Linked DNA regions of Homo sapiens: region 2 is linked to region 1. A link is an interaction called in ENCODE POLR2A ChIA-PET data of the cell type or tissue named here. Cell type or tissue: GM12878. All regions are shown on one strand. Each heading gives the region's core, and the rest is flanking DNA. Links, peaks and the distances in the headings are about the cores only. Region 1 overlaps CFAP97 (cilia and flagella associated protein 97). Region 2 overlaps SNX25 (sorting nexin 25).

Region 1 (5,385 bases), core at 307-5,306:
AATTTCTTGTAGCAACGGGGTCTCATTATGTGGTCTGGAACTCCTGGGCTCAAGCAGTCCTCCCACCTTGGCCTCCCTAACTGCTGAGATTACAGTCATGAGCCATGGTGCCAGCCTCGTTGCTTTTTAAATTCTGCTTTTTTATTCAGTGTTATTTTTGTAGATCTCAGTGTATCCTTTTTGGCAGATATGTGCTTACACGACATTTTATTTATTCATTTTCCTCTTAATAGACAGTAAAGTTGTTCCTCATGCATTGCTACTGCAAACAGTAGTAGATGCTGTGCTGTCGTGAACATCCTGTGTACATGCCCAGGATCGCACAACTGGGAAGTAGCAGAATCATATTTTGAGTCTGGGTGTGTCTGACTCCATTGATTCGTTTCAACCACTGAGCAGACTCCCACTCATCACTTATGTGCCTAATTTATTACACAAACACTATTATGGTAACAGTAATGGAACTATAATGGGGTTGTATGTCATTTTTCTTTTAAAGGTCAATTCTTAACTTATGGCCTCCTCTCCCCTAGTTTTGCTTTAACTGTAAATTGTATTATTAATTCAGTATAGAAAAGTTTTGTATTCTGTATTTTTCATGTTCATACATCATCTAAATCAAGGGTCTACAAGCTGGGCACAGTGGTATGCACCTGTAGTCCCAGCTGCTCTGGAGGCTGAGGTGGGAGGATCACTTGAGCCCAGGAGTTGGAGGCTGCAGTGAGCTAGAATCCTGTCACTGTACTCCAGCCTGGGCGATGGAGTGAGGACCTGTTTCTTTAAAAAATTTAAATAAATCTATCAACCAAGGATCTACAAACTTTTCTTTTTTTTGAGATGGAGTCTCACTCTTGTCGCCCAGGCTGGAGTGCAATGGTGCAATCTCAGCTCACTGCAACTTCTGCCTCCTGCATTCAAGTGATCCTCCTGCCTCAGCCTCCCTAGTGGCTGGGATTACAGGCACGCACTGCCACACCCGGCTAATTTTTGTATTTTTAGTAGAGAAGGAGTTTCGCCATGTGGACCGGGCTGGTCTCGAACTCCTGACCTCAGGTGATCCACCCGCCTCGGCTTCCCAAAGTGTTGGGATTACAGGCGTGAGCCACTGCGCCTGGCCTACAAACTTTTCAGTAAGGGATCAGATGCTAAGTATTTTAGTCTCTGTGGGCCATAGGGTCTCAATCACAGCTACTTAGCTCTGCAGTCGTAGTGTGAAAGCTGGGGGAGACAATACATATACCCATCAGTGGGGCTGTGTTCCAATAAAACTTTATTTACAAAAACAGATGGCAGACAAGATTTCGTTTACGGACAGGTAGTTTGCTGACTCGTGATCTAAGTGATGATGTTAACAGAATCGTAATATTTATCTACAGAAGCTTTTCCATGTTCCAAGTAATGTTAGAATTCCCTTATTTATTTATTTATTTATTTATCAGATGGAGTCTCTCTCTGTCGCCCAGGCTGGAGTGCAGTGGTGCGATCTCAGCTCACTGCAGCCTCTGTCTCCTGGGTTTCAGCAATTCTCCTGCCTAAAGGCTGCAGAGTGTTGTGGCTGGTTTAGGATACAGATTACATAATCTTTTACTCCCTGATTTGATGTAAAATAGAATTAATTATAATATGAATATAGTGAGCACATAATTGCATTTTTTGCTATTTTTGTTTTGTTTTTAAGACACAGTCTCATATTGTCGTCTGGGCTGGAGTGGTACAATGGCGTGATCGCGGCGCACTGCAGCCTCCACCTCCTGGGTTCACGCCATTCTCCTGCCTCAGCCTCCTGAGTAGCTGGGATTACAGGCGCACACTACCACACCTGGCTAATTTTTTGTATTTCTAGTAGAGATGGGGTTTCACTATATTGGCCAGAGTAGTCTCGAACTCCTGACCTTGTGATCCACCCGCCTTTGCCTCCCGAAGTGCTGGGATTACAGCATGAGCCACCGTGCCTGGCCTTTTGCTGTTTTATTATTGGAAATTATTTTATTGTCACTTTTGACTATCAATGTGTACTCATGGCTTCTCATAGAAATTATTTTTTCATTTTTATGTATGTTTGTCTTTTTTCTTTTTCAATGCTGAATTGTCCAACTTGGACAGTGGAAGCCCCTTTAAACTGATCCTCTGTTTCATTCCTGCCACCCCAGGCATATTTGTGAATATTGTGCTTTCTGGCAACAATAAGCTGATCCAGGCTCTTTGCCTCCAGAAATGCAGTCCCCTGCCTGCGAAGGAGTCCTGGGGTTTTTTAGTGGAGAATAGTATTAGAAGGTCAATTCTGGGTGGGGCGCGGTGGCTCACGCCTGTAATTTGAGCACTTTGGGAGGCCGAGGTGGGCGGATCACAAGGTCAGGAGATCCAGGCCATCCTGGATAACACGGTGAAACCCCGTCTCTACTAAAACTACAAAAAATTAGCCGGGCGTGGTGGCGGGCGCCTGTAGTCCCAGCTACTCGGGAGGCTGAGGCAGGAGAATGGCGTGAACCCGGGAGGCGGAGCTTGCACTGAGCCGAGATTGCACCACTGCACTCCAGCCTGGGTGACAGAGCGAGACTCCGTCTCAAAAAAAAAAAAAAAAAAAAAAAAAGAAGGTCAATTCTGATCTTAAGAAGGTCAAAGGTCAAGTCTGATCTTAAGCTTATCAGTAATAGATAATGTAACACAGCTGCTTTGACCACTGTAATAAACAGATAAAAAAAACCATTTTTTAAAGACTATGACTTTATAGTGATGTTTCTAATTTAACTGTATGGAGTATTAAAATATTTTAAATCAATTTTTTATCATAGTAATACATAAATTTACAGGTCAACTAGTAATTTAAGGTCTATAACAAAAACGTGGTCTCTAGGGAAAAAAACAAAAATCAGTGGCCCCTGCCCCCTGATAAAGGCAACTACTTTGAACATTTTAATCCATTTTTTGTAATACTTAACTCCATGTGTCTGAATAATATACCTTGGTTTTTCCATTTTAGAGCCATTGGCTGTATGCTGTGAATTTCTCATATATCAGACCCCCTTTAACACAGTGAGACATATATACTCTTCCCCTTTCATTTTCTATATGTGGTTTTGGCACAGTTTGTGATTACATATTCAGAAGTTCGACATACCTGTGCAGCCTGTATGTGTGACTTAGAAGTTTTGTTCCTCTTAAAGAAGGGATGGGGAACCTTAACAGGAATCATCTCCTTGTCTCTGCTTCTTCCTTCCTAACTGCAGTAAAGGGGCAGAAAGGGGACAAAGACAGCAAGTCCTGAAATGTCAGTCAATCCTCACTGCATGACTTCCACTAGAATTGTGTGTTTGGATGGTTTAGCTGGTCCTATGAGATGTTTCTTGTTTTCCTTTCTTTTATTTTTTGACTATTATTCTCAAGGGAAGTGACTATGAGTTTTTTTTTAACTCTATCCTTTCTTACTCTAAACTCTAATTGTACTTAATTTGTATATCTTTGGGGTTTTTGTTTTTGTTTTTGTTTGTTGTTGTTGAGATGGAGTCTTGCTCTGTCGCCAGGCTGGAGTGCGGTGGTGTGATCTCGGCTCACTGTAACCTCCACCTCCTGGGTTCAAGCAATTCTCCTGCTTCAGCTTCCCAAGTAGCTGGGACTACAGGCACGTGCCATCACGCCCAGCTAATTTTTGTATTTTTAGTAGAGACGGGGTTTCACCATGTTGGCCAGGATGGTCTCGATCTCTTGACCTCGTGGTCCACTCGCCTCGGCCTCCCAAAGTGCTGGGATTACAGGCATGAGCCACCGCGCCCGGCCTTTTTCTTTGTTTTGTTGTACTTAATTTATAGAAGGCAGATTATCCTTAAGGTTCACTTAGGTATCCATGTTTGTGACATCCCTACCTTGATGATCTGTTATTTTCTTGTGAACTTAACTATGGGACTTTTTTATTTTTCAGATAATTGGTAGAACTTGTTACTCATAGAACCCCATCATCACTTCACTGAGTTACCTTTTTTGTTGTTGTTTTTATAATGTTTCTTTTTATATATTAAACACACTTGTCAGTTTGGGAAAATTATTTAATTATTGTATACAAATGGAAAGTATTTGGAAATCACTCTTTAGTCTGATGTTTACATTTTTTTTTCAGATATATTTTTGCCATCATGGATCAGTTTGGAGATATATTAGAAGGTGAAGTGGACCATTCTTTCTTTGACAGTGACTTTGAAGAAGGAAAGAAATGTGAAACTAACTCAGTTTTTGACAAGCAAAATGATGACCCAAAGGAAAGAATAGATAAAGATACAAAAAATGTAAATTCGAACACTGGAATGCAAACAACAGAAAATTATCTTACTGAGAAGGGAAATGAAAGAAACGTGAAATTTCCCCCAGAACACCCCGTAGAGAATGATGTTACACAAACTGTAAGTTCTTTCTCATTGCCAGCCTCTTCAAGATCAAAAAAATTGTGTGATGTTACAACAGGACTTAAAATACACGTGTCCATTCCAAATAGAATTCCCAAAATTGTAAAAGAAGGTGAAGATGATTACTACACAGATGGAGAGGAAAGCAGTGATGATGGGAAGAAATACCATGTGAAGTCCAAGTCCGCTAAACCATCTACTAACGTTAAAAAAAGCATAAGGAAAAAGTATTGCAAAGTTAGCTCCTCTTCCTCCTCCTCTTTATCTTCCTCATCTTCAGGTTCAGGTACAGATTGTTTAGATGCAGGGTCTGATAGCCATCTATCTGATTCGTCTCCGTCATCTAAGTCATCTAAGAAACATGTATCTGGTATAACCCTCCTGTCACCAAAACACAAGTATAAATCAGGAATAAAATCGACAGAAACACAGCCTTCAAGTACTACACCAAAATGTGGCCACTACCCTGAGGAGTCTGAAGATACTGTGACTGACGTAAGTCCCTTATCAACTCCAGACATTAGCCCTCTTCAGTCTTTTGAACTGGGCATAGCAAATGATCAAAAAGTGAAAATTAAAAAGCAAGAAAATGTGAGCCAAGAAATATATGAAGATGTTGAGGATTTGAAAAATAATTCAAAATATTTGAAAGCAGCCAAAAAAGGGAAAGAAAAACATGAGCCTGATGTCTCCTCAAAGTCGTCTTCAGTGTTAGACTCCAGTTTAGACCACAGACATAAACAGAAAGTCTTACATGACACAATGGATCTGAATCATCTCTTGAAAGGTAATTTTCTTTTCTTCTTAAAAATGTGTGTTTAAATATTATATATTGGGCATAAATATTAAATGCTATGAATTTGCATTGATCTAGTAGATATTTTTTATTGTTGGGAATGATTGATATTATTAGTAACTTTACCAAATACTCTATTTTACCATAAAAATATCTAGAATATCGTTTGTATTATTTTGTATAGTAATTTGTGTT
Region 2 (5,385 bases), core at 249-5,248, 66 kb before region 1:
CACCTTGGCAGGCTGAGGCAGGTGGATCACTTGAGGTCAGGAGTTCGAGACCAGCCTGGCCAACATGGTGAAACCCCATCTCTACTAAAAATACAAAATGTAGCTGGGTGTGGTGGCACATGCCTATAATCCCAGCTACTCAGGGGGCTAAGGCACAAGAATTCTTGAACCAGAGAAGCGGAGGTTGCAGTGAGCCAAGATCGCACCACTGCACTCCAGCCTGGGTAAAGAGTGAGGCTGTCTGAAAAAATAAAAATAAAAATAAAAAATTATATATACATACATACACACACACACACACACACACACACACACACACACACACACAGAGACAGACAGACAGACAGACAGAATACTGTCCTCTTACTGGACCATCATTTACATACTTTCAAATGAGCTTTCCCTGAATTCAAACAAGTCTTTCACAGTATTTGTCAGGTGGAACTATGGAACACTTGAAATAACGGATAGCACAGCAAATTAGCAGGTGCTTGCAGAGGTTGGTGAACACTTCGAAAGGAGAGGCTGAAGTTTTTGAGATTCTAGGAGGTAACTCAGGAGCCCTATTTCTCTCATTTTCCTTATTAATTCACACCCCTCCCTGCTTACTGGAAGTTACTTTCTCTATAGGCAGCAGTTTTCAAAGGGTGGTCCAGAGACTCCTGGGTGTCCCCAAGATCCTTGTAGGGCATCTGGGATGTTAAAACTATAGTAAAATAAAAAGGTCATTTGTCTCATTCTTCCAAGCATAGTAGTTTCCTCAAGCTACATGATGTGAAATGGCATCATCACTCCCGTGGCTAAGGAAAAGTGTCCTGTGTACTCTTGCACTTTTAAAAATTCTTAGTTTTTAAATATCAAATATGGTAAATACCAATAGATACGATGAGTAGTGAACTGGCAAATGTTGGCTCTCCTGAGGAAAAAAAAGCTCTGATTTCGATCATTTGCCCATTCCATGGTGTAAACACTCTCACCATGGCCCATTTCAAGCTCCAATCTGGTATAACTGAACTAATGGTTGGGAAGACCTGTGCACAGTTCACTCCTGCATGCCAGTACAAGCCAGCTCCAGCTCGCCACTAGATAGAACCCATAGAAATGAGCTCTTTGAAATTCTCAGAAACTTTTAAGAATGTAGAGAAATCCTGGGAACAAAAAGTCGGAGAACCACTGCTTTACCATAATGTTTTCAAACCATTGTTTTACTTTCTTTTAAGTAAGAAAATAAAACCAATGTTTTACTTTCTTTTAAGTAAGAAAATAAAATTGAGTTGGTCTTAAACATTATTTTTAAAAAAACGTTAAAAAAAGTGTCAAAGTTATCAGAGGTAACAAAAGTACTGTTTCATGAAACTGGGTCATAATATCAAGTGAATTTCTCACAGCGGGCCATAGTTTTTAAAAAAGTTCGCAAAACACTGGGGCAGCAAGCTGGAAAACCGTGGGCATGTCACGGCTCTGTGGATTTTGGCCTCGTAAACCTGAGGGAGGGAAGAAGAGTCCCAGGAAGGGGCAATACAGCTGGGAATGGAGACCTGCTGTGCAGCCGCATTCAGCAGCAAGGTCCCCTACACGAACAGCATCACAGGGCAGAAGGGGGACACCATCTAAATACTTTATCTCTTCCCTGAGAGTGAGAATAGGCCACATTAACTGTTCCCATTCCTGTTCCAACCGTGTCCATATCCACACAGGCAGAAGGCTACTCATTGCAGTTAGACAGCTTTTTATGTAAATTGTTATGTACATAACAATACGAAGGGCTAACAAGCCTAAATATTAGCTACTTTCATAATGAAATTTCTCTAGTCAAAGCCCACAAGCTCCAATATGTACAACTGTCACGTATGTAACAATACAAAGGCCTAACAAGCCTAAATACTAGCTACTTTCATAATGAAATTTCTCTAGTTAAAGCCCAGAAGCTCCAATATTGAGTACCTTTGAAAATCAGTTTTCAGGATATTGTGATGCAACAGAGCTCAACATAGGACTCACAAAAAGAAACATGAACCATATTTAAACGTGTCTAAATACTGTAAACTCATTCACACTGTTCATATTAGAAAACACTACATTTAAATTTTTTATTTCTAGTACTCATAATACTATAAGATCATCACAGTGCTGGTTCAGTAAAATTCATTTTACTGTTTATTTATAGAATTAATTGTATTTATAAAGTGGTTTTCCAGCATAAAGTAAAAAAAAAAAATACTCTACCAGAACATAATTATTCCCCCTTAATAAATCTACATTTTCAAGCAAGTGCCAGCAATAGGCAGAATATTCTAGAGTTTTATCTTGACTTTGACCTTTTACTCAATTAAAAAAAATTAATGCAAAAAAGGGGGTAAGTTGCTTAGAACAGTTACCTGGCATTGGCAGCTTTCAGGTCACAGAAATGAGTGAGTAAAGTCCTCACAACATCATTGCAGACAACTTTAACCACATCCACGTGACTCAGTCTGTGGTGCAGCTGTCTGGCAATTTCCCAAAAGTCTTCCAAGAGCAGATGGTAAAGTTGTCCCTCATCTCTGCTGAGGTTTCCATACCAGGACAGAATGTAATCTCTATAACTGTAGTCGAACACTACCAGGAATAAACAAAGCAATGAGTAAAACAAATGAAAGAAGCAAACACCAAGACTGCATTTCTACTGGAAACTGGCCACCTACTATTTAATATTCACTGTTTAAAATTAAAGAGAGGAGAAAACAGAACTCATGAGAATTCCTAAGTCTTTTAAAACGAAAGATTCTCATCTAACTAGAACGTTTAGGTATGGTGACCATGTCCTAAATTTTCCTACAGAGCCCTATTTTAAAATATTCTATCTTGGTGCCAAACTACCTAAATTTATTAAAAAATCAGAGCATCTTATGTAGTGGCAATACACTTATGAAGTGTACCTGATATCAGTCTATTGCCTCTTTGCTCCGAGTTCAGCTTTTTTGCCCTGCTTTATGATACTGGAGCTGGGCCCTGCAAACACCGTCAGTTTCTTTGCCCGCTGGCATAACATTAAGTCTGTCAGTAGCACATGCTGGAGGGCAACTGGAGGAGGAAGGGGCTGCTCTCCCCAGTTCCCGTGTGTTCTTCTCTGACTGTTCCTGCCACATTTAGCAGCAGGCATGGCACCCGATGGTGTTCACCCCAACAGCAAGTTCCAATGCCATCCACAGGGCAGCTTCCCACAGAATTCTGCTGGCATCCTATGGGTGGCTCTCCCTCACCGGTGGTATCTGCTCAAGCTTCTTCACCATCAACTGGGCCAAGGTTGTGCCTTCTCCAAGGCCTGGATCTCAACCCAAGGGTAAAGAAGGAAACTTCTGCCAAATTTTTTCTGTCCTAAGGTCCTCTGCCTCAGTCCTAGTGGGAATGGCTGCTCCCTATATCTGCCCTTCCTTATTCTTTAGTGTTCTCTTTACTCCTTAGTACTTAATCCCATATTGTACATTAATAATTATTTATATTTAACTTTCTCTGTTCAATTACAGTGTGGTTTCTGTCTCCTAACAAGACCTCAACTAACCTAGGAAGAATCCCATAAATCAGTCTTAGATATCACACTAGGCTCAGCCCCTGTGGCCAGTCGCCTTCTTTGGAAGATTTCTAGTGCCTATGTTCTTAATTCTGCACCTTGGAATTAGGAAAGCCTAGCCATAGACCAGTGCTATCTAATTTGAATATGAGAGCCACATATGTAAGTTTTAAGTTTTCTAGAAGACACATTAAAAAAGTAAAAAGATACCACAACAAAAAGCTCATAAAAAATAAGATAAACAATAAAAATAAAAAAGTAAAAAGAAACAGGTAAAATTCACTTTAATAATATATCCATTTAACAAAATTATGTAAAACATTATTTCAAAATGTAATCAATATTTAAAACTCACGTTTTTGAAATAAAATACTTTGCTTTTTTTCGTACTAAGCTCTGTAATCTGGTTTATATTTTATTCTTTCAGTAATCTCAATTTGGACTAGCCACATTTGGGGTGCTCTATAGCCGCTGTCTAGTGGTTACCGTGTTGGACAGCACAGTTTCTAAAGCCTATTTAGAAAGAAGGTGAAGCCAGTGTGATGTTTGCAAGAAGCTAGGTCTTTTGAAAAATAAAATATTAGTGGGCTTGGTGGTGACTCCCCACAGGGCCCCAAGGGAGAAAAACATTTAGCTACACACTCCTGCTCCAACTCGAGGGTACCAAGGTTATTTTTTATCACTTCTTGTTTCTCAGAGGTTTTTTTTTTTTTTTTTTTCACTTTTCAAACACTGTTTGATTTGGCTTAATTGCAGATGTCATTTCAGATAAATAATTTATCCTCCTGCTTTTCTTTGCTTGTCTGCACACTACTTTATCCCTGGGAATCCTACGTGAACCAGATCTACTTCACAATTCCCTACGAACAACTAACCTATACGTGTCAAATAATTTTTTAGCCTAGAATTTGGGGTTCATTTTATACATCTTGGCCACTACACACCAAATTAGAAGCTTCAGGATAATAAATTGGCTGGGCACAGTGGCTCATTCCTGTAATCCCAGAACTTTGGGAGGCCGAGGTGGGAGGAACACTTGAGCCCAGGAGCTTGAGACCAGCCTGGGCAGCATGGCAAAACCCCATCTCTACAAAAAATACAAAAATTAGCCGGGTGTGGTGGTGGACGCCTATATTCCCAGCTACTTGGGGCTGAGGTGGGAGGATCATTTGAGCCTGGGAGGTGGAGGTTGCAGTGAGTCAAGACAGCGCCACTGCATTCCAGCCTGGGTGAGCAAGCAAAACCCTGACTCAAAAAAAAAAAAAAAAAAAGAAATTTAGGTGAGCTCTCTGGGGGGAGGGATTGGAGGGTGGGGAGAGGGAGAGTCATTTTTCTTAGAAAACTGAATGGCAATGGAATCACATATTTGCAAGTGCCCACAGGTCAAAGGAAGCACAATTTTGGTATTAATATTCTATGATGGCTTTTTTCATGGTTGAAATATCAACCATGGAAGTATATTCAATGTTTTTTCACATTTCCAGTATTTTTGCAATTCAGCTTTATAGCAATTTATAAAACAGCATTTTAAATTTCATAACTCAAAAACATGCAACAGCATTAGGATTTTTGTTCACAAACAATGACACAAAGGTTTAGATAAATTTTCAGAGTGATTCCAGCAGCCTCAGTTGTAGGGATAAGATAACTGTGCCTTCCAGCTGAGAACAATTAATTGCCAAAGACAGAAAAAAGATCTATCTCAATCTTTTACTACTCAGCAAATAAAATGTATAGAGGGCTTCTAGTCTGTAAGGTGGAATCAATATCCGTATCACTAAGCACTGGACACAAAAAGGAAGGTAAAACAAAAGCAAAACCAGAAAACAAGGCACATG

What was found. ChIA-PET counts read pairs that join two places held together with the same protein. Peaks named below come from ENCODE experiments on the same cell type or tissue, not always from the same donor. Only the 100,000 strongest peaks of a DNase experiment are listed, where the experiment ranks them.
Region 2: POLR2A ChIA-PET joins it to region 1 with 5 read pairs; 11 of 35 experiments call an interaction of 5 or more read pairs at or near these places.

The regions. Positions count from the first base shown.
Region 1 is chr4:185,189,939-185,195,323 of GRCh38, reverse strand. CFAP97 (cilia and flagella associated protein 97) reads left to right here. Exons shown (of 5, transcript NM_020827.3): 2 at 4,112-5,181. The coding sequence starts at 4,128. Among named protein-coding and RNA genes, the nearest start is that of CFAP97, 11 kb to the left of the region's middle. In GM12878, for the core only: no CTCF peak of the experiment used is centred there; no DNase peak of the experiment used is centred there; H3K4me3 peaks cover 361 bases; H3K27ac peaks cover 2,095 bases.
Region 2 is chr4:185,256,058-185,261,442 of GRCh38, reverse strand. It overlaps SNX25 (sorting nexin 25), which reads right to left. Exons shown (of 19, transcript NM_001378034.2): 3 at 2,379-2,595. Among named protein-coding and RNA genes, the nearest start is that of SNX25, 49 kb to the right of the region's middle. In GM12878, for the core only: no CTCF peak of the experiment used is centred there; no DNase peak of the experiment used is centred there; H3K27ac peaks cover 1,010 bases.